Regions from separate parts of the Mus musculus genome. Here all the other regions are linked to region 1. A link is a loop called in an ENCODE intact Hi-C map of the cell type or tissue named here. Cell type or tissue: left cerebral cortex. All regions are shown on one strand.

Region 1 (8,000 bases):
TTGTTCAGGTTCGAATGCCAAGTGACTGGGGCCTAACTCTTCCCATATCATGGTTTTCAAGGGAAGAAGTGATTTCTGAATAGTTATTTAGATATCCTTTTCCCAGTGAGGCTGTGAGAACTTTCTGACTGGGAGCATGCTAAACTAGCAAGGCGCATGGAGCTGGTGAGGGCAGACGGGCTGGCACATGCAGATGCCAGGATTAGCATACACTCTGGTCCTCATCTCAGAATCCTAATCACACTGTTGCCACGAGGACTAGAGCAAAGGACAGAACAGAGCATCTCCAGGCTACCAACAGTGTGCCCACGTGGCCTCTTCTCAGTTCTCCCTCACGTAGTCTTTGGCTCCTCTTTACTCTATCCTTCCTTGATGTTAGAATACCTGAGTTCAAACCTGAGTTTAAAGGTTGGTCTAAGCACCACGGGTATTGGAACTGCTGTAGGGAAGTTGATTTCAAGACCTACTGCCAGATCTGCTCAGACTTTCTGAGCTTGGGACCAAAACTCTTCTTGCTTAGAAAATGTTTCCCGTCACTTGGATACACTGCAGAGCCGGGGTGTTCCTAGGATAAAAGAACTCTAGACCCTTTGTTCCAGTCACGTGACTTCGTCCTCAGTTACTAAGTCAGAGGGCTCAGTCTAGGAAAGCATTTGAGGAGGCAGCCTGTTACAGGCACTGTAGGGTACCTTGAATTCGTTCTCCTTGTCTTTTGCGCCTTTGTGGAATGGCCTGTCGTAGCGGAACTTCCAAATGTGGTTCACTTTATAGAAGCTTTTGATGTTGTCTGGGACCCCCTCTCTCTGCAGTACCTCCTGGCTCTCTGGAATGGGAGTCACAGCATATATCTGTAAATCTAAGATTAAAGAGTCAAGGAGGAAACCCGGCTTGACAAATGGCAAGGCAGTCTGGTGTTTCCATTCCAGCTGAAGTCATTTAAAACTGCCCAGAAGCTATGAATAACACACTTCTAAGCACGCCTCCAACTTCAGGCCTTGATCTAGTCCTAAGAGTTTGATTCGTACAGGACACACGCTTGGCATTTCTGTAACCTGTGAAGTTACAGCTTACATTAGTAGGGTTGGGGAGGGACAGCTGGGCTTGGGTTTGCAGAGTCAGGATAACCTACCTCTTGTACACAAGACACTTTCATCTTCAGTCTATTGTTCATGGCTCCTAAAATTCATTTATAATGATATGGAAATCCTCATAAGACTATGACCAAAGGCAGTAACCAAAACTGACAGGGATTTGCACCTGCCAAGTGTTGCTGCGACCCCAGCCTTCTGAAGTGTGGCATCCATTTTCCAAGGCCAGGTATAGATAAGCTAAGTGGTTAGTTGTACTTCCCACTTTAAATACTATTTTGTTTATATAGTTACTTCCTCTCCGGAGAAACAGAGCAAATATTTTTCTTAAATAATTTATTTCTTTTGCATTTAGGTTCTGCTTTGAAAGTATATCCATAAGCCACTGGGAGTTTACCTGTTTTTCTTTAAAACCACTGATTTCTGGTGGATTTAGGAAGAACTGATGGGTGAATTGCCTTTGTGTCTAAAGCCTACATGCTTCCATTTAAATTGTTTGCTTTGTGTTTAGATATGTTTACATGGGGGTGTGTGTATGTGAATTATATGCTATTATTAAGTCAGAGTCCTGAATATCAGGACCCCAAGGATACTGGAGACACCTCTTTTTCTTCTTTCCCTCACTATATAATGCAAGTAGAAGGGGAAGAGGAGGTGGAGGATGGGCTGTCCTGAACACAATGCTACCACTTCCTTGAACTGAAACAGTTTCCATTGGATGTCAGAGGAAAATTATTCTATTGTTCTATGGGAAATCCAATAAGAGTGAGCTTCAGAAGTGTAAATTGCAGGAGTATCCAACAAAAGGGAGAAAATTCCTTACCAGATGTTTATGGCATTTCTTTCCCACTGACTCTGTGATAACAATTAGAATAAGCTAACACCAGGAGGGAGAGGACTAGCAAGTCTGAGGGGTGGGGGGGGGGGGGCACTGAAAAGGGAGCAGTGGCCGCAACAGTTCACAGGACAATGTCCTGCAGCTAACAACAGGTACCACCCAACCGAGGCCCATCAGGAATGGATACACTGAGCCTCTGCCTGGAAGATGGTCTCGTCGGGCTGGTTGGCATGCTGCATGGCGATGGCATGGGGGAACTCGTTCAGCATTCGCTGTTGGAAGGCCTCCAGTCTTTCATAGTCATGCCCTCGACATACAAACTCCTTATTCTGGGGGTGCAATCAAAACAGAAATTAGGATTATATAACAAAGAAGGAAAAAACCCAAGACTGTGGTAATAACTGACCATCTGTTCCATGTCATGACACTGCAGCAACGATAAAAGAAACCATAACTATCTGAAAATATGCCTGTGAATAAACATGCTGGGCAAAGGGCAAAGGGCAAAGGGCAAAGGGCAAAGGGCAAAGGCCTCACTTGTTACTGATTTTCACCAGACCCAATAGCATCTGAATCTCAGGTTGAGTTGCACGGGGACTGATGGTGAGTATTAAGGACAAGGCCCAAGCAGTATCTTAAAATGTTGATTGACACATGTTAAAGATGACTGTTATAAGATATACGTCACACTCGTACACATAAATGTCCAATTTCAAAGAGAACAAAGATATGCAATAACTAAAAATCCACATGACTGCATCTTTTCCTAACAGGCTCTGAGATCAGCTTTCTACTTCCACTGAGAGGGCAGGCAGATGGCCATCTCTATTCTAGCCTTCGGAAGGACAGAAGGGCCAAAGGCTACATCTTGGGGACCTGGCTTCAATGAGTTCTTTAGCTTGTGGCAGAGATGTATACTTCTTTTGTTTTAGTTGCTGGGTTGTAATCCATTGTGTAGATAAATTTCATTTGGCCTGTCCATCCATCACCTGATGATCCTTGAGTTTTTTTTTTTTTCCTACTTTTTGGATGATATAAACAGTGCTGCCAAGAAAATTTAGATACAAACCTTCATATAAGTGCTTTCAGAGTTCTTTTTAATGACCTAGATGTAGACCTGCCTAGTCATGAGGGTTAACACTTTCCATTTATGGGGAAAAATAACTACTTAGATTATACAACTGTTTCAATGTACTAGAATTTTTAAATGCATCCTGCATTAATCAAACAACAAATGGACATATGGACATTTTAAATCTTGATATTTATTTTTAATTTGGAATTAAAAAAAAAAAAAAGACAAGGAAGAACTTCTTGGGATTCTGAAGCCTGCAGTGTTCCTTACAATCCAATAGAGGGCAATCCTTCTCCTCCATCTTGAAGTAAATGCCAATTACATAGAAAAAGGCTATTTTCCAAAAGACCAATGATAGACACATCAATTTATTATAATTGTTCATTAAACAAACTTTGGCCTATTTGGTCAATGTAGTTTTGATGTTTGCTAAAGTTCCTTTATAATTTGTGCTTCCAAACTACTTCTGATTTTTAAAAATATATTATCTTTCAAGATTGATTTTTAAGAAATGTTATATGTATCTGTGAGTGTAGGCCACATGTTATATTGGTGCCCAGAGAGGCCAGGACAGGGTGTTGGAACCAGTGTTAAGGGCAGTTGTGACTTGCTTCACATGGTGGCAACCCAATTAGGGTCCTTCTGGAAGACCAGCAAGTTCTGTTAAGTGGAGCCATCTTTCTAGCCCTATATACCCTTCCAGTTACAGTAATTACATGGAGTAGATAGGGATCTAGGGTGTTTCACTGAATGCTTGTAACTAAATCACATTTTTGTCAGGGCTACATGACTGCTTCGGCACATTTAGTGTCATCAGCCTCTTCCTCCATAAAAATATAAAAAGGTGTATCAGATGACCAGTTTGGTATAGAGATAAACATATCAATGTTGATATTTACAAATATATGACTTATAATTTATCAAATACTATTACATATTTCATTCAACCTAAAGATTATTTTGTTTTCTTTTTACAGTTTAAAGAAACCAGAAGCTTTTTGAGTCCCTAAAACTGTTATGTTCTCCAAACACCATACCTTCAAGTCACAATGGATTAGCCAAGTCTTGACATGATATGGAAGGAAATGTAGTTTTTCATTCTGTAGAACTTTGGATCAAGAGAAGAAGAGAGTCATCTACATCAAAGCCACACTTTGCCCTGTTGAAGGAGTTTCTGGTCCCCTATGTTGCTCACTGCCCTAGAAGGAACACCACTCCACTGAGAGCCAGACCCCTGTGCTCTTCAAGGGGTGCTGACAACTGACCAGAACTGGATGTAATCTTTTAAATTTAGCAAATCATCTGCATTTGCCATTATCTTTCTTCCATCATCAGATAGGCCTACCTGCAATGCTGTGTGCACTTATTTTTTTAAGTGCAATACAGTTTTTATACAATATCCATGTTGCACTCAAGTACATGGTCATTTCAATCAATAAAATCAATGTCAACTTGTTGAGTTCCTTTTCCTGGTGGTGTGATAAAGTACCCTGAGCAAGGCTACTTCACAAACCCTCAGGGCAGGAGAGTTTTCTCAGGCTCACAGTTCTAGGGCATAGTCCCTTAGAGTGGGGAAATGAGGGGCCAGCAGCAGATGACATGTCAGTGCACAGGCAGGAATGAGAGAGAGAGAGAGAGAGAGAGAGAGAGAGAGAGAGAGAGAGAGAGAGAGGAATGCTCTTGCTAAGGGCGTTTCTGGGTCTTTTTATTCCTGAGGGTAATCTACTCGACAAGCTCTTTCACAATCCATTTGACAAGATCTTTCACAGGAATGCCTGGAGCCTTGTCTCCCAAGTGGGTCCAGATCCTGTCAAGTTAATGATCAGTCAGTGCTAACCAACATACTACAGCCATCATGTAAGTGTTCCACATGATCTAAATATTTACTGATGCTCTTTGGATACTTTGAGGTCCATCTGCCAGTCTTTCTACTTATCTAAAAGGCAGATAAGATAAAGATTAAGCAATAAATGACATCTTTCTCATCTTCCTTCTCTGAGTAGACTCACCTTGCCTTTTCTTACATGTGTTTACAGTTATGGCAAGATTTAGCTCAACACAAATATTTTTATATTGAGATTTAAAGTTGTAATGAACTCAAATTGCTCTCTCTCTCTCTCTCTCTCTCTCTCTCTCTCTCTCTCTCTCTCTCTCCCTCCTATCTGGACACGTCTTACTCTGAAGGCCAGGCTGGCCTGGAATTCACCACTGGCCAAAGTAAAGTTGTAGCAATTCTCCTGCCTCAACCTCCCAAGTGCTGGTATTACATGATTGAGGTGCTATACCTGGCTCATAAATGGAATAAATGGATTTTATCAGGAATCCAGAACACTTCTCCACAGTTCCCTAAGTGAGTAAAGGAACTCTTTTAACTAGCATTTTAATACATGGAGGGTGTTCGGATAGATGTATCCAATAACATTCACACATATAAAATACTATGTGGCACAGTATAAACGAGAAGGGCGATACTAAGTTTGTTTGTTTTTTGTTTTGTTTTGTTTTTTCTTTTTTGGTTTTTTGAGATAGGGTTTCTCTCTATAGCATTGGCTGTCCTGGAACTCACTCTATAGACCAGGCTGGCCTCGAACTCAGAAATTCGCCTGCCTCTGCCTCCCAAGTGCTGGGATTAAAGGTGTGCTCAGCCACGCCCTGCTGATACTAAGTATTTTATACTGCCTTACAATGTCTTGAATAGTACCAATAAATCAGATGTCTTTGCTGGGTGATATTTACCTTTTTATAAAGCCATCAAAAAGGACCAACAACACTTTCCCCATGGCTGTGGAGTAGGATTTCGACTTGATGTGACTCTGTTAATTCCTACAGTCTGCAACTGCAAGGCCCTCTATTGCTCTGCTCCATATTCTCTAATGCTAACTATGGGAACTGCACACTGAATATACCAGTGAATACCACCGAAGGGAAGACATAACCACTGAAGACTTCATAACGTAAACACAGGAAGGGGTACACTGTTTGGTTTTAAGACACTGTTCAAGGCAAAACATGCTGTCTCCTTCTTGTCACTGGTCATACAATGTCACTATATCTTAGTTTTGTTGATTGCAGGATCTGAGCTGGAAGGATTAAAGCAAATTAAGTAGTGTATAACTTACTCTTAAGAAAAATGGAAACTTTTTCCCATAAAATCCAACTCTGAAGAATTCAGGTTCCAGGCGCTGCTGGTCCATGATTTTGTCATACAAGGAGGCTTCCATCATCTGGGAAAGTATAGGGGAAGGTCTGTGAATTCCATCCCACATGTCAGCCACACCAGTACAAGAATGTGCTTCTGTACACAGATGAAATATTTTAGTTCATTCAGAACAGGATTTGATTCCTTTTTAATGCTTTCAGGAGAGGGCCAGCAAGCCAATGTTGTAAATACATACTGAACACTTCAGCCTTTGTATTTCCTGGTACGTCTCAATGTGCCAGAGCACAGGCTACAGCTTACTGATCCCTGAAAGAATCAAGGGTTTTACTGTGTGCTTCTACCAGAGGAGACAATGTCTACAAGTCTATTATGGAAATGTTTACTTCATCATAGACATAGACAAGTCCCAGTTACCCAGTTAGAAGCCAAGCCTTTCTGGAGAACTCTTGTGCTAGGTGTACCTGCTTTCCCCTTGCACACAGTAATTCAGGACATGGAGAACGTACACCTTTGTATAAGTGGAAGGGGGAATAAATCACCAACCCAGGCCAAGGGAGGTGTGGGGTACAAAGTGCTGTCTGTGCTAAAAGCTCTTAAATATGTCTTTGACAATGTTCAAACTAGGGAGCAAACAAAGCCTATGGCTTCCCTTTTGTGGTATTGTTATCCCTGGGGTTTCCAGGGAAAGACTAATATTGTACTTGAAGGCTTCCTCCTCCCTCAGTAACAGCACCCCAAAGAGCAGTTGATATGAAGTGTAATGTGCTGGGTTTATAAAAATCTTAGTGGCTACGGCACCCAAGGGCTCTCACTGGTAAACACTGTAACCTCACTTCTGTTGTGGGGACAGGATGCCAGGAGAAGTTAAATAGCAATGTTTGTATATAAAGCGTCAGCATGATGAACTGAAGTTAAGTTTTTTGGTTTTTTTTTTTTTTTTCTACTATAGTTTTTCAAGCGAGGAGAAACATCCTTGGCCTGCTGATGTGAAGGACTTGGCCAAAAGTATAGGGTCAGTTCCCAGCGGGCGAATAAGGTGCTTGTGCTGGTGCAAGGGGCCTTTGCAAGCTGTTGAAGTTATGGTATGTATCCAACGCCAGCCTCAAAAGTGGAAGGGGATATCATTATCGGTTAAATATGTGAGAGCAGAGAGACAGAGCGGCACCTCTGCATTCATCGTGATAAATGCTTGTAACTCCTAAGCACAAGGATTTGTCTGAATCTAAAAGCAAGGCGACAAAAACAAGTGACTCAGGAACAGGGAATATGGAGATCCTTGACCGCCTGGGACTTGGTTATTGGGAACAAGTTCCAAGGGTATAGAGAGAGTTTATGTCCTGAATGTATTTTAACACAAGCCAGCTAGCCATTTCTACCAGTTTGTTTTGTAGACCACAGATGCTAAGAACTGTAAATTGTCTGAAAGTTTTTTTTGCATAATTGGGAAGCTCTTCAGTGTAGAGATTTTTCCACCATAAACTTAAAATCCTGGATTAGATTGTGGATTTCAGATGTGGGACTTCAGAAACAGACCGAGGGTTCCCCCTTTATATATTAATCAAAAGAGCACACAGATCAATTTGTTGTTTTTATGTATACATGGCGTAGCATGCTTCAGGGAAAATACTTAGCTTAGAGAAAGTTTCTGTAAGCTGTATCAAGAGAGTCACAAGGCTGATTTCCTATGGCCCTGCTGGGAAGTTAGTCACACAGGGGTACCACACCTGATCCACAGACACCCAAGTACTTTACCCTCATCTTGCTCAGGTTCCTGTAGTCATAGTAACTCTCATATTGCTCTGCAATCTTCCGGCACAAGATAATGCCATTCTCCCAACA
Region 2 (8,000 bases), 220 kb after region 1:
TAAAGGAATGAGGTCAAAGTTCAAGTCTTTTGAGGACTGAGGGCCAAACAGGTAACTGCAAACAGCAGAGAGTCTCAATACCTTCCAATACCTTTATAAGAACATTCCAATTTCAAGGGAAAAAGTATTTTGCTCTCAGGGTAGAGGCCAGAGTTGTCTTCAAAATAGACATTTCCTAAGGTGTTATCAGGCAATTACAATCCAGCCAATTACTGTGGGGATAACCTTCAGTGCTGAGCTCATGTTCAGATTATCTGGCTATGTCTGGGGAAAAAGGAGCAGTGGTTTTCCTAACCAATGCTGTCTGTTCCTTAGAACCCTGAAGAACAACGACCATTTTGTTGTTAATGTTTAAATTGAAATGCCCTGCAGGGACTCTTGTGGGTGCACGTTCCCTGATGTTGGAACTACTATGGGAACCCGTGAACTTTTACCAGATGGGACTAAGTGAAGGAAAGCTCATCACAGGGGTTGGGCCTTTGAAGGTTATGCCTGGGCCATGGCTCCTGTACAATTCCTTACTTCCTAGTCAACTATATTGTGAACAGTCTATAGATTATACCACATGATTCTGCCATTGTGGGCTGATCTGGTCTTCTCTGTCACTATGATAAACTGAAACCCTCTTAAAAATAAGCCATAAAAAGGAGAGGAGAGGAGAAGAGAGCAGAGGAGAGGAGAAACTAATTCTCTTTTGTATGTCAGGGCAGTCAAAAAATAACCAAACTCTGATAGCAGGATATCAGAAGTGATGGCTGGCACAGACTCTAATCGCCTCATTGGACAATCTATTTCTCTTTCAACACTGAAAGACACACCATTGACAGTGGATCCTATGACAGCTCAATTATGCTCACATGGCTGTAATTTATTTTAAGATATATTTGTCCCTATTCATTTCAACATAAAAATGCTGAGGTTAGTATTCTCCTACAGACTCCCTACAATGTACTTCAGACCTTACACAGGCCTGGTCCTCCAACTCTTGGTTGGAAAAACATTTCTTATGTGTCCCTCTTTTGTCTCTTAGCACCAGGCTCCTTCCAACTGACCTTGGGAATTGTTCACTGAGTTAGCATCACAGAATTCTGAAAAAGTGACTTCTCTGACTTTGGCTTTGTGTCTTGTCACTGATGTCTCCTGAATCCAAAGTATAATAGTTGATTTTTTACGTCCCATTACCTGGATTTGGAAGCCTGTAGTAACCTATCTCTAGGTGTGTCTGCGAGGTGCTTCCTGAGTGGTTTAACTGGGGCAGAAAGGCACAGCCTTACTATGGGAAGAAAGCACAATCCCATTGGTTAGGGTCCTAGGCTGAACCGAAGGGGGAATAGAAAGGAAGCTGAGGCCTAGCATCCATCCCTCAGCTACCTCAAGCTTTAGCCAGTGTATTAAAGAGATTGCCTGCATCTCTTTAAACAATGAGCCAAAAATAAATGGTATGTAAGGTACCCGTCGCGTATTTGTCCATAGCAAAAAGTAACTAATGCGCCCACAGTACCTGATGAGTTCCACTTCTTCAGCGTGCATCCCAACAACCTCAGTGCCACTCTAATCCATCTGAGCCACTTGACCATAAGAGAAAGGAGCACTGGCCCCCAGTAGCTGGGTACAGACGGATGCTACTAGAGCTAGAAAACATTTTTAACTTTTCAAGCTATGTAACATAGAATCGTTTCTTTTACATACAGGCCCTGGATAGGAGCTGCTTTGTAAACATGAAAACCATGAACAGTTTTGAGAGACAAAAATAAGTGGAGAAAAATAACTCATAACATGTCACTATTCGTTCTGAGCCCAGGACCAACAAACAAGTGGTGTTTGTAACATCTTTTGCTAAGTTGCACTGACACGGGATAAGAACTTTTATTAACCATTGAATTTCTGTGCTAGTTTGAATAGCAGACCTTGTCACTTTAGCTAGATAATCCGAAATGTCAGGCAGCAGTCCTCTTGCACTGATGTGAAAATGCATTAGTTCCAACAGACAGCTGTGTCAATGGAGAGGATGATTGCACTCACTGGGTGGTTTGCTTGTGTTGAGAGAGGCGATTTTCATGGGAACCCGGCTGATCTCACTTAATCCTTAGAAAGAGAAGGGTAAACTACTGATGCCTCCCAGAGAGAAATTACTTGTGAAAACATGGCTGAGGTGAAACAGTATCACTTGTGACAATTAAATAGCTATAATAGTTCAGGGAAGATTGGGATATTTAAGTTATTGCAAATATGACTTTCTGGTTCAAAAGGACTTGAATTTGCATATTCAAAGTAGTTAAGAAGCATTTTATTTGCAGAAAACTCCTTACCTGTGTCCAGAACTGGAGCTAAGCCTAGTGGCACATTGCTATAATCCTAGCTATAGGAAGGCAGAAGCAGGAAGATTGCAAATTCAAAGCCTCTCTGGGCTAGAGTGAGTTCCAGGCCAACCCAGGCCATAACACAGGGGCAACTATTTTAAACTATCAATTTTTTAAAGGTTAACGATGGAGATGAGTAACATAGAGCTGGCATAGCATGCAGAGGCCTTGAGTTCCATCCCCTGTCCCCAAACCAACATCACCAACAAAGAGCATAATAAAGAAAACTGTGCTGCTGGCATGCCTGTCTCTGATACAAACGCTGGCCCTGGCTGTACCAAGCACAGGAGTGAACACAACTTGTTATTTATTGGCTGGAGTTTGGGAGAAGCACCCTCTGCGTTTTATACCTTTTCCAGCTGGGCAATTGAGCAAAGTCTAAATAGATTGTTCTTTGAAACTTTAGCATGACTGAGGAGGAAAGATATTCCACCCTCTAAGGCTCTGAGCTCTCAGACACAGGAAAACCTAGGCAGGCAGACAGTACTGGCTGGGGATGAAAAGAGCTCTGAGGGATAGGGAACCCCAGACTCAACAACTGCAGCAGCAAAGAGTCAGCTCTGTAAATTTCTACCTACTCAACCTTTTAAAAACCAGCTCGAATTTTGCTGTCTGCCCTTTGTGAAGTATTGAACACACTTCATGGCAAATACTCAGAGATGCAATGTGTGTAGGGAATGAACCCTAATTCCTTTTTTTTAAAGGTGCTTGTTTTTTATCTTGGGGTGAATGCAAGCTAGTGTAGTGCTCTATTACTGAGTTTCAATCCCGGCCCTTCTAATGCCTTCTAAGCCAGAAGTCTCCCATCTATATTCTCCTACAGCTTGCATTTTATTTGGCGAATGCATGCCCACCTACCTTCTGCACTCATTTTACCATTGTGGAGAAGAAGAGAAATAGCAGGAACATTTTGCTATCAGTAGGAGCGGTATGAAACCATGGCCATCATCAATCAATAACTAGGTCAAAGGATTGAGACATCAGCAACCAAGGCAAAGCAAACAGGAAGAACACTAGATCTGAGGGTGCTGAAGTGGGTGATGATCCAGGCTCTCAGCAGTGACAGTGGCCTTCATCACCGTCCATTGCTGATTCAGAGGAGCCATTCTTTGCTTCGTCGTTGGATTTTGTGTCTATCATGCAAAGCCATGGAGCGGGGCAGCATTTGTTCACTTATCTAAGATGAATGACTGAGGAAATTTAATTCTGCTGGCTCTCTTACTGCTTCCAGCGTTCTTTGCCTTCTTTTCCTTTGTCCCTTCCCTTCCTCTTCTCCCTCCCTTTACTTAACTTCCCGCTCTTCCTAATGAAAACTTTCTTGATATTGATATAGACAAGTCACGTCATCCTATAACTGTGCAGGAAATGAAAGCAAACCCAGCCTGACTAATCTCTCAGGCTGTGTCAGGCGCCCTGGCCTTCACGTGGCAGGAGCCTCTTCCCTCCAGCTCATCCACATTGCGTGCCATTTATGAACTGTCTCCCTTTCATCACTTCCAGCCTCCTCAAATTAATCTCATTGCTATCGGATGCTTGCTGGCTCCACTGAAGGATATTCTTAAAACTATTAGATTAATGCCTGAGAAATACAGATTTATGAGAAATGCTGACACACCAGAATTAAAGTCAGGTGAACATGCCATTAAAATATCTCCTGACAAAATACCCAAAGATACGCATGGTGCATTACAAAGTCAAATTACCCAAATCAAAGATATTGCTTCCTGAGACTTAAATTAAAAAGCATGTCTACCAAAAAAAGAAGCCAGTAGGTTTACATGACGAGGCTGGCCATTATCTCCATAGGAACGAGCCTGGAAAACAGAAGTACAAATGTTGGAGCCACTGAAATCTGCAACACAAAATTCACCAGAATTTTTAACCTTCCCAGAAGATTCCTAAGTAGGTCATAGCAAAGCTCTGAAAGATCTGACAGCAAGAGAGTGTGATGCGTGACTGTGTGCTCGTGAGCTTCGGAGGACAGTCAGTTGTCTCTTATTGTGACCAAACATTTGCTGCATTAGAATCATCAAATGCTTCAGAAGAGGGTGTACAAAAATATCCGTTCAGACGCAGAACCTAAAAGAAGTGTTATGCCATCCTCTGGTGGAGGAGAGACTGCCATGAAGTTAGAAAGGGAGAGAATGGCTAGACACTCTAAATAGAATAAGGAATTATTTATGTAAATATGATGATTAAGATGAAAACAGCCTGTCTCTCCTAATCCCACCCTTGGCTTCCCCCTGTGGGGCTGCCAGCTTCAGCTTGCACAGGGGCCTTTGGGTGCTTTGCTATGCCCTGGGAGACACCAAAGAAGATTGGTATTTCTTGGAATTCCTCTCTTCACTACTCTGGGCTGCAGTCAGACTCTTGTGCATTGTGGGAACACCATATAAACAAGAAGGTCACTGCTGAGAGAGGGGATAAGTGTTATTTAGTCTCAGCCAAACTCCTGAAACGACCTCAGTCCTGCTTTGCTGCACTGTTTTCCCCAATGCCTTCCCCAGCTAAAATGTGTGTGTGGGGGGGGGGGGGGAGGGGGGGGCGGGGGGTGTTAAAGTAAATGTGCCACTTTTTATGCACAGCTTCAAATGCACATTTAGAATGCCAATTGAATGATTTTTTTCCACAAATGCATTTCCTTTCAATGAGGAAAAAGGTTCTAATAGTGAAGAACGGGGGACAACAGGCAAAGGCCCCGGTGTTCTAGATGGATAGAGGGGCAGAAGTTCTCTTTTACATGGCTTAAGGATGCACATCACCGTGATCACTCTGGCATCAATCACTAAATCTGTCCATTATTTTAGAAGTGGCTCCGAGAAAACAATTCCATGAGACATATTTTTAAAATTTATTCCATGTTTTTATAATTCATGTTTTTGTAGAAAAGTCATCAGAAAGCAAATAACCACAGAGGAAACAATAAGAACACATGGGCAGAGAGATACAACAGAATTCAGAGTCAAGCCAAATTTCTTTATTCTAAATACCTATTATTAGAATAATCCTTTCTGTTGTTAGCTGCCGATTGAGACTCAAGGAAGAGAAAACTTGTGGTAAATTGTAAAATTTCAAAGTGATGCAAAAAATTTTTGAGTACTTTACAGCACTGATGAAACAAACAGAAAGAAGGGAAAGGAAAAGAAAAAGAAAAAAAAAAAAAACACCAAAATACCGTTTTCAAGAGGGTAGCAGTAAATGCCCATGAGTCTCGCGATGCTCACTGTGTTTTGTTAAGGAATTCAGCAATGCCCTTCAACTGACTCCTTAGTCACTCCCCACCGCTGGCTCAATCTGAAGTTCCTGTATGAGGGTTTGCCACCTCCACTTACTTAAACCTTGAAGTTTATCCTTCCCACTGTTCTCCCACCCTATCTGTGAGGCACCTGATAGTCAGGGTCTGGCTGCTTGTTCTGCTATTGGCATGAAGTTATGAAAACTGCTCTGCTAAAGAAAAGGGTGGGGAGAGCCCATTAGTTTTCCAACTATTTCCAAGAAAAGGCCTAAGTAATACAATTCTTGGAAGCCTGAGCCATCACTTCCCTGCTGAGGAATAATAATATTCTTCATCCCGAAAGACAAAGAGACAGACAGACACAGAACAACCTAACAGGTCTAGAAAGCTGATACAAATATCCCCTCAACCCTTCAACACTGAAGGCGTTAGTGTGAAACACTGTGTGCAGTCTTGGAGAAAAATCTTGGTAACAACATCTTAAACAACAAGGCATTTAATTATCAATGCTACAAGACAGGAGCTGCCTGCTCCCAATCTCTGCTGCTGCATTTCTAGGCTTCGTCTCAAATCTCCATCTCAATTTAAAGGGTTTAATATTTTCACTTGCATGCACATATTTATGATCGGGGGAGAAGGGTGGAAGAATAAAGAGAGAATATAAAAAGACAAGTCATTTGGCCAACTGAAATAAAGTTTTATAAGTAGCATCATAACAGCTGAATCAAACAATTACGAATTTATTTTCTAAAATGACTAAGAAAAATAATCTCAACTAGGAGCTGAAATTTGGTGAGAAAATAGCTCACTTGATAAAAGGGCACAAAGACCCAACTCTGAACCATCAAACCCATGTAATAAGGGCAGACAGAGCATCACTCATATGTAATCAGTACTGTGGAGGCAGACAGGCAGATGCATGGAGCTGGTTGTCTAGAAAGCCTAGTCTACTGGTGAATTCCAGGTCAAGAGAGGCTCTGTCCCAAAGAAAAGAATAGACAACACATGAAGACAGACACTCAAGACTGTCCTCTGGCCTTCACAGCCATGTACATATATGAACCCACAGACACATCAACAGCACACACATACATAAACACACCGATACTATGGAAAAAAACAGTACATTGTCTTAAAAATGAACAGGCTGGGGAAAGGATTAAAATCCCAGCATGGCTCAGAATCTAGCATATGGACTCCGCAGAGCACCTAAGGTCTCCTGTAAACTGGGGTATAGAAGAAAGAAGCTGAACTGGAATTTCCAGAGGGCAGGGAGGACCTCTGAGACCCACGGGCAGAGTTTAGCATGCTGCTTTATGTGACATACAAGACAGCAAGCAAACTTTGTTGGGCTGAGTCAAATTATTGGTGGCAACACACATTGAGCAGGGGAGAACTGATATTTTTCAGAAGAGGAACACTAAGGCAGCATAGCCATAACTTATGTGTGCCCTGGACAAAGATGAAGAGGGAGAATTTCTAAGATGCAGAGACGTCCATGTGAAATTTGCAAAATCTCAGACATGCCAGCCTGGGTAAACATCCGAGACTCCTGTTAATGACTGCACTCTCAGGCAGCCTGCAAACTGAAGGTGGGGATTTGGAAACAAACTATGCCCCAAGAAATTAGAAACAGTAGAAGTTAACTCAAGTCTACTTGATGGAATCAAAGAAGCAACTATGGAAAGTTGTCCACGCTGCATAGAAATGATGAACAGAGGATAACTCTGAAAATATACTAAAATATAATGGGGGTGAGGGGCCGCATTAGAAAGACAAATGTGGAGCCATGAGTGAAAGAAACATTATCCAAGAAACAGAAGATGGCTTCCAGATCCTAGAAGACTTCTTTAAACTGCACAGAACATCTGTAGTTTCTGAGCAAATACTGAAATGAGGAAAACAGAATCAAATGACTGAAGGGAGAGGAGACATCAAAATCAGAAAGCACCAACAGGAAAATGCACGCCACAGGTGAGAGGACACAAAACCTTAGCCGAGAAAAGACGACAAACAGCTGTACTGAGTGCTTCAAAAGGGACACACCCAAGACATAACCAAATGTCAAGACGGTGGATATTCTTGAACTAACGCACATGTGTGCATGCATGTGAGTATGAGTGCACATACGCAGGCACCAGACAGGGGCATGAAGAGAATGGTCACATTTCTAATGCTTCCTTTATAAATAAAGGAGGAATTGAGGTTACAGATCAAAACAACATACTGTAGGCCGTAGAGAAAACAGACACAATTAAAAAGAAAGAAAACCTTGGTTTGATTAAGTCATGAAGAATGGAAAGGTCTTCAGGCTTCCGGCATAAAAAGCAAAGGTATCTGCTAGATGGAGGATGACTTAAAAATGAACTCAGGCTGACTAGAGAAAGCTAGACAATGATACTCAG
Region 3 (8,000 bases), 81 kb after region 1:
GCAAAGAACTGTGTCACATAAATGGAATAAAATAAATTTTAAAAAAATCAATGAATCTCTCTGCTTACAAAAAGTCAAATTATCTCCTTCCTGTATCCTTTAACATATTCCTGAATTCTTTATTATACTTTTTTACTTGAAAAATGTATCTTGGTGTCCCTGAAATGTAAGGTACCTTTATAATATGACCACTAAAAAGCATAAAGCAAGAAATACTTTATGATGAGGGCAGGAAGCCAGCTGCCCTGGGACAAGCTAAGGGTTATAATTGAAAATAAAAATAAAAGTACAATTTGGTTTTGACCTTCCTATGCCCTGAGACAAATGGAGAAAAATAATTACAAGGAACTTGCAGCAAGGGCTGGGGCCTTTACCCTTTTTGCCCTTCGTCTTCTTTTCCAGGAAATTCTGGGGCAGGAGTCAGTACATGAAATGGGAAGTGGCAACACAGCCAAGCTGGTTCTCGGTCCTGCCTGACATGGTAAGGCTCTTCAGGACTCATTGCCAAGATGGGCTTTGGCTAAGAGGAATAAATGAATCTCCCTACCAAGCCTAAGGTGAGATGGCCCACTGGGAAGCAATCCCTTGCCCCACTGATAGACAGACCCATTGGGTGGCAATCCCTTAGCCCACTTGATAGAGTACTAAGAAGGTCCCTTTGTCTCCAGGAATCAGCATCTGTGCTGGGTTGTAACTCACGTGGGAAAGACTCCCACAGTGTCAAGCAAGCAAACTCAGTTTCTGCTTTTAACATAATTTAAAAATGTAGGCCAGTATGATCCTTGGCTCTGGATAAAGTAGATGCAATTCTTTTTTTTTTTTTTCTTTTTTTTTTTTTATTATTAGGTATTTTCCTCGTTTACATTTTCAATGCTATCCCAAAGGTCCCCCATACCCACCCACCCCCCCAATCCCCTACCCACCCACTCCCCCTTTTTGGCCCTGGCTTTCCCCTGTACTGGGGCATATAAAGTTTGCAAGTCCAATGGGCCTCTCTTTGCAGTGATGGAGATGCAATTCTAAGATGACTGATCATGACCTTTGTCCCTGGTAGCTTTGCAATTACGTTATGTTGCATTGCCAAAGAGCTTTTGCAGAAAAAAACGAAGGATGCTACCTACTTAGGCGACTCTTAAATATGGAGACTATATAGGTAGGCTTAGCCTAACCATAAACCTTTAGGTTTTTGTTTTGTTTTGTTTATTTCATTGTAGGAGTCTTAGAGAGATTGAGAGCATGGACAGAACACAGCATATGGCTGCTGGATTTGAAGCAACCACATGTAAAAAAACATTCTGAGTGTCCTTGAGAAGACAGATTACCTCCCATGCCCCCAGCCTGTATTGGCAGCTTGCAGGAGAGGCCCTTGATCCCACAATTTCTACCAATAGGCTGAAAAAAAAACAGTCCTGTTCTTATTCAAAGGCTTCAGATAAGAAATCAAGTTCTGATTTCGACTCTGGGAAACTCTTAGGAAAGAATTCAACTAAGCCTGAGTAGACTCCTGACCTACAAAACTGCAACTCAAAAGCTGCTTAAGGCCATCAAGCTAAGATATGTTAGCAGCAGTAGAAAACTAACCTCTCTCATTAATCAAACTTTTGCCCTCCTCCTTTCTTTAAGAGTAGTGTAGGATCATCAGTGAACTTGGAATGGGAAGAAATGTGTCATTAACCTTACCACCAAAATATTGGGAAGTAATGCCCCCTTTTTTTATTAAAGAAAACCAATATCTCATAATATTACATTAACTGTGACTTTGCATAAAACTAAAACGAAACACACACACACACATAAATAAACAGCATACAGAATAAAGAATTCCATCAGTAGGGTTATTAGCTTTTTTAGGAACTTTATATACTTTAAGAAGTAACAAAGCTGCCTCTAAAGCTCAACTGTGGAGTAATACTCTAAAAACCAAGACTAATGAAAGTCAGAATGGTAGAGAAGCATCAGGGCTGCTACCCCCTGCAGAATCATAGCAATGGGAGGTACCTTAGGGAATGCTAGGACTCACAGGAGATACGGTGAAGGTACAGAAAGATTTCTGTAGTTTTAGAAGAGGAAGAAAAATGTCTTATATCCCCAAGAAGTAATAAACAATAATTTAACATTACTTTTAAGAATAGGAAGATATTTTTCAGGTGCAAAGCAGGCAGATGTGGTCTCTGTGATTAACAACAGTTAGTAGAGATGTTTCAGGGTGAAACCTTAATCACAAAGTAGTAAACTCTGAGACCTCTGTGGTAAGCATACTGGATTATCCTCCTCAAATTATCAGCTGCTACAAATCAGCTCTGGCAAGGTGAAAGCTTGCCCTTGAGGTCTCCGGTAAGTTCCCTGGTGCCGGGATTGGACTGCTAACTACAGAGTATAAGATGACATTTAAAAGACCTTGTTATAAAGATGGCCTAGGCGGCCATCACTGGAAAGAGAGGCCCATTGGACACGCAAACTTTATATGCCCCAGTACAGGGGAACGCCAGGGCCAAAAAAGGGGAGTGGGTGGGTAGGGGAGTGGGGGTGGGTGGCTATGGGGGACTTTTGGTATAGCATTGGAAATGTAAATGAGCTAAATACCTAATAAAAAATGGAAAAAAAAAAGAAAAAGAAAGTACAAAAAAAAAAAAAAAAGACCTTGTTATATGATGGCCCGGGTGGAAGATAAGTCCACATCTGTAAGGAAGAGAATAAATAACAAGACTAGCTGTGTAAGCAGTCAGGAAAAGTACAGTGCTGTAACCAAAGGACTGTGAGTTCTGGTGCTGGGACACTGTATGGTAGGCCTGCCACATGCTACCTACCACATGACTCCAGATGACATCAGCATTCTTAAGACCCAGTTTGCTTTAATCTTCATATTAAAGCTCTAGTTCTCCAAGATCTTAAGTTTCCAGAGGATGGTGGGAGGCTGCCTCTCTATCTGACAGCTTTTAACCAAGGCATCAAAATTAAAAATATACAAGAAGGATTAAGAAAAGATAGAGAAACACTAAGAATTGTCTCTGGGAATGTATAAAAGGCAATGCTATTTTGAATGTTGATGGATCCAGAACTTAAAAAAAAAAAGTCAAAAACAAATAAAAAAAGAAAATCAGAGCCAGGCATGCTAGTTCACATCTGCCATTCCAGTCCTTGAGAGGTAGAGGCCAGACGAGGTTAAGTATACCCTGTCTCAAAACGGCCAAGAACGTATTGGTGCAGGTAAGCACTAAGCACACATGCATAGATAAACGCATGTGAGGCGACTCTCAGTAATAGAATCTGCAGCATTGGCTTGGCATTATCTTAGATCAGTCCCAGGAAGGTGGTAGCAAGTAAAATAGAAGAAGACAATGTGAATTTAGCATTGTCCAAGAGGATGATTCTCAAGTTGATAGATTAAAAAGCAATGAGGCTGGGGTTAAGAACCAGGTTCTAGAGACATTCCGTCTCCCAGTTGAGGGTGACAGTGTCAAGCCACCTGAATGTGTTTGAGTAAATGAAAACATGGCTGATGCAAACTGCCTCTATTCTAGCATGGGGCATGGGGAATGGAGTTGCTTAGGTTAGGCCAGTCCATAGAGCTCACGGAACTTCAAAGTCTCACCCTGATGATGGCCAAGCGTCAGGAAAAAGGGAGCAAGGCTACTCAACCGCGCTGGCAGGTAAAAGGAAACAAACTGCAGTCCCTGTTTTCTTCTGTTCAGCAGGGGTGGAAAACAGTTACCTGCGACTGAGATAAAGCTCCAGTCCCTTTGCTCTCTTGTGAGAGGAAGAAGCGGACGGACATAAGGAGCTCCTGGATGCAGCAGCGGAATTCCTCTTCATTCTGCCCTCCGGTGGCAAGGGAAAACAGCCTTCGGGATTGAACTATATACTTAAAAATGTACTCTTGTGCCTTGAAACAAGAGTGTTAGAAAGTTAGCTTCAAAGGACTCTGAGAGTATTTATGTAACAATGACATAGCATAAAAAATATTACAGAACAGTGTTAGACTTTTAAATAATTCATCCCGAAACCGAGCCACCCTGAGATGTTTGAGTGATATATACTTAAAGTGGAAAAGCCATTCTTCTTTGATGCCAAAGAAGCAAAATATGTTAAAAACTCTTTATATTTCCAAAGTTAGAAACACTGAATATTTTTGATCTTCAAATAGATTCTGTTTTAATTTAGCCGATGAAGTAACGAATATTTTCAAAAGTAGTTTGCCACTTAGCACTCGACTTCCAAGCAGACCAAGTGAATAAATTGGTAATAAAAGGAAGTACCTGTTTTATAATCTTTATGTATGCATTATCTATGTATGGGCTGACACTACATAGTATAGCCTTAATATGAATCAAAGGACGGCTAGGGCTAGGAAACCCCTTGACAAATATATATATATATATATATATATATATATATATTTTTCCCCCCACCCCCTCCCCCCATGGCAGTACTGGAGATAAGCCCAGAGCCTGATACTTGCTAGGCAAACACATACTACTGAACTATACACCTTGCCCTAAATCTTCATTCTTTACTTAAAACGATTACACAAAAACATTGAGAGTTGGAGTTCATCCATGGTTACCTAATGAGACCCTATCTCATACAGAGATGGGGAGATGGAAGGAGTAGGAAAGAGAAGGGAAAGGATTTGGTAGCTGGGAAAATTTTATTCTTCAACATGTCTGAAGACCATGTTAATATCACTGTGGCTCAATATATTGGGTCTAGAGATGTGGGAGTTACTAAACCAGGAGACCCAGTACAACATAAGGTTCCTTCATTGTGATCCCTTAGGTCATCCTACTGTCATTTAAAACTTAAGCTAAAGGGTTCTCATTAGGTCTCTGTCAGGGTGTGAAATAGGCAGAAATTTCCAAGTTTAATTAACTGCTCATTCCAGTCTCTTCCCATGCTCCCTCTCCTGCCTGCCCATTCTGGACATCATCTCTGCAGGATTCAATCCCCAGCATGTGCCTTTGGGCAGGCCTGGCAAAGTCCCTTTCAAGTTTCATCAGCTCTGGAGCAGTCATAAACTGATTAAGATCCTTGAATTGGAAAGTCAGTAATGTATCATCACCAATTACTGTCTGTGCAGAAGAACCAATTAGTCTCCAATCATCACGTAACAGCTTTGTGAGACTCTGTCATCTGTTTTCAACAGCGTGTTATTACCTTCAACACTTCCTGGATATGCTCCTGGCGCTCTGCTTCCGTTATCCTGTCCACGTACCACTTGAGCACTTTGATGAGATCTCTAAAACACAGGGAGCAATGCCCAGATTGCAGAATGGCTAATTCTCAATTAAATGGCAATAAACTCAACATACATGCATATCAGGAAGACTAGTCTTTCTCTGTAAGGTCTCACATTCCCCTGCCAGGTTGCTCTAGAACAACTTTATTGAAACTGCAGGTCACTACTTGTCTTGAAACGTAAGATGGAAACATACTGCGGCCCCCTGAGATTGCCCTCAGTCTGTAGGTATCCTGTTGACCTTAGAATTAGGGCTGTCATGAGCATTCTTGGACAACTGCTCATCAGTATTCTTTCCTTTCAAATCTTGTGAGTACTGCAAAGTGTTAGCTATTTAGCCGCAGGTAAAAGGCAGGGGATGCATGAAGACAAACTATTCCACTCCAAGCTACATTCCTGCATTTACCAGGCCAACTTTCTTACCATCAAAGTGTGCTCTTGAAGAAGCATTTCCAGGAGAGAGAGCTGCTTTCTTGTTAGTGGTTTATTTTTAATTTATTTTAGGAAACAAAACAAAAACTAAAGAACAACCCACTATTTTTAGTATTACAATCTCACTGACAAAAATGCTGGCTAATTTTTATTTTCTAATTCAAGTGGTAGTTTTTCTTCTTTTTTTTAAAGGTAGAAAGAAAGAAGAGAGAGAGAGAGAGAGAGAGAGAGAGAGAGAGAGAGAGAGAGAGAGAGAGAGAGAGAAACAATCCACCTGTGTTTAGAGTTTAGAGTTAGCTTGCTGGTCTCCATTTAGATAATCCCAATTCTACTGGTCAGGGACGAAGTCTTCACATAAGAACACAATGTATAAAGCCTGGTGTGCAGCTGCCTTCAGGCTATTATTAGTGGCTTTCTGGAGGCTAGCAGAGCTGAAGTAGGACATCACTCATGCCCTCTGCTACTTACATAACTTGCACCGTTGGAAAAGAGGCAGCTACTATCTAACAGTAGACTTCAATGGCTAAATGGCTTGAGGCCAGGGACTAGGTGTGTATATTAGAACACAGAACAAGGCACCTGGTAATGGGTAAGGCCTCTGTGAATATTAACAGGTGAACAAGTGACCTGGGACACGGATGAAGGCAAGGGCTGCTTTGCATTCACAGTTATTCCTTTAAGTCATATGCAAGGAGTGTAGTAAAAACAGGACTCCTTGCAGCAAAAATGACAAGGACCTGGCATCTTAGACCAGAGCACACTGGGTGAAAGGGAGGTGAGAAGAAAGGCACCAGGTTCCAGGATCAGACTCAGCAAGTTCTCCCAACCCCCTTTCCTTTTAATCAAAATAAGTTATCACCACTGAACAGGGGTGTGTGAGGAGGAGAGACAGGGTTTGTTGGCTGGGGTTCACATCTGCCTGTGTTCCCTTACAGCAATTTCTTCCTAAGCAGCTGCTTAAGCGTTAGCACGAGTGTGATTCCTAAGGCAGTTACAAGTCTTACCTGTATGCAAGTGCCCCAGCAAAGTGACTCTCAATGTAAGTGTCCATGACAGGCTTAAAATGATGGAACTTGCTATCTTGTAGCAAATTTATTATGTGGACCTAAGGAGAAAATTGAGTGTTACAGAACCCAGTGCCAATCTTTTCTTTGTCTGCTCAAAATAAGTAAATAAACTCTTACATCATCAAGTGGCCATTTCTGAAACAGCCAGGATGGAGAGGCACACTTATCTGTTACATTATTAAGAAAATGTAAACTTACCAAAGAATCAAACACTTTAGACCCATATTTTTGGGAATTTTCATCTAATATTCCAAACAAGGTATCCAGTGTGTCTTGGAGAAACTATGGATTAAAGAGGTAAAGGCAAATGAGTAAGACCCAGCGTGTCCTCCTCCCAGAGTGGTTGAGTTTCCAAGTGGTAATGAAACAATGTATATACCTTTACTATCTCTGAGCCATCGATTTCTTTTAACTTAGAGAGACAGCCTGTGATCTTGTCTGGGTGGGTTCTCCATTTCAAAAGATCAAGCATATCACCTTTTCAAACAGAAAAGGAAGGTTAATTGCTTTTCATAGAGTCCAGCCCCTCTCAGGAACAGTGCTCTACTGGTAAAAGCTGACTTCCTACATGCACTGCTACCCAGTCCCCTCACCGAGACTAGCCTCTCTAGTTTAGGATGGCATTTACTTAAAAGTATTTTCAGTATCTCCTCTACTCCCCAGAGCTCCTGCTCATTGTTTAGTTCTCCAACTAGATGGTGTTGTCCAGGAGGGATTACCATGCCTCCCACATGTTCCTACCTCACAGAAGCACTTGTTTTTTACCTAAAGGTTTCTACGTCCAAGGTTGACTGTAAAATCCAAAGAGGGTAGAGATGAACATGACCCAACTGCATTTCCAGTACTAAGAATGGTGTAAGCAGCCAACAGATATCTGCTGTAACCTTTTCTGCTACCTTCTATAAGAGTGGGATTTCCAGACAGGTAGGAACCTGCTTGACTCATGCTTAGACAGCTGAACACAGACACTCAGTCGAGCAATGGACTCCAGCAATGAAGGCCTTCTTGATTGTTTAAGGTAACTCAATTCTTAGGAACACACATTGTCAGTGTACTGTGACAACAAGGCCAATGTACCAAAGGCTCATCTAGTGAGCCTTTGGATTTAAGAGTGCCCTCCCAGTCCATTTTCTACTACAGCTTATGAACAAGCACATAGCCCTGACTCTTCCAGTTCCTTTCTGAAACTGACAGGTGGATTCAGAGTCCAACAGGCCTTTCAAGAACTAGAAGAAACAAACTTGGCCTCTACCTGTCTTGGGGGA

What was found. A loop is a pair of places that touch in the nucleus more often than their neighbours do. Peaks named below come from ENCODE experiments on the same cell type or tissue, not always from the same donor. Only the 100,000 strongest peaks of a DNase experiment are listed, where the experiment ranks them.
Region 2: it touches region 1 in a loop (3.0-fold over the local background); 2 of 42 quality-filtered maps call a loop at or near these places.
Region 3: it touches region 1 in a loop (3-fold over the local background); 5 of 42 quality-filtered maps call a loop at or near these places.

What each region holds. Positions count from the first base shown.
Region 1 is chr12:40,810,445-40,818,444 of GRCm38, reverse strand. It overlaps Dock4 (dedicator of cytokinesis 4), which reads right to left. Exons shown (of 53, transcript NM_172803.2): 38 at 7,914-8,000; 39 at 6,121-6,225; 40 at 2,114-2,255; 41 at 690-856. Among named protein-coding and RNA genes, the nearest start is that of Immp2l, 210 kb to the left of the region's middle. In left cerebral cortex, a CTCF peak has its summit at 3,272 (motif pointing right); a DNase peak (open chromatin) is centred at 3,284.
Region 2 is chr12:40,591,984-40,599,983 of GRCm38, reverse strand. The region is part of intron 1 of Dock4 (dedicator of cytokinesis 4); the gene reads right to left. Among named protein-coding and RNA genes, the nearest start is that of Dock4, 150 kb to the right of the region's middle. In left cerebral cortex, a CTCF peak has its summit at 4,449 (motif pointing left); DNase peaks (open chromatin) are centred at 4,245 and 4,353; H3K27ac peaks cover 2,468 bases.
Region 3 is chr12:40,729,061-40,737,060 of GRCm38, reverse strand. It overlaps Dock4 (dedicator of cytokinesis 4), which reads right to left. Exons shown (of 53, transcript NM_172803.2): 18 at 7,115-7,212; 19 at 6,934-7,017; 20 at 6,673-6,773; 21 at 5,155-5,236; 22 at 3,713-3,883. Among named protein-coding and RNA genes, the nearest start is that of Dock4, 290 kb to the right of the region's middle. In left cerebral cortex, no CTCF peak of the experiment used is centred here; DNase peaks (open chromatin) are centred at 2,861 and 3,823; H3K27ac peaks cover 597 bases.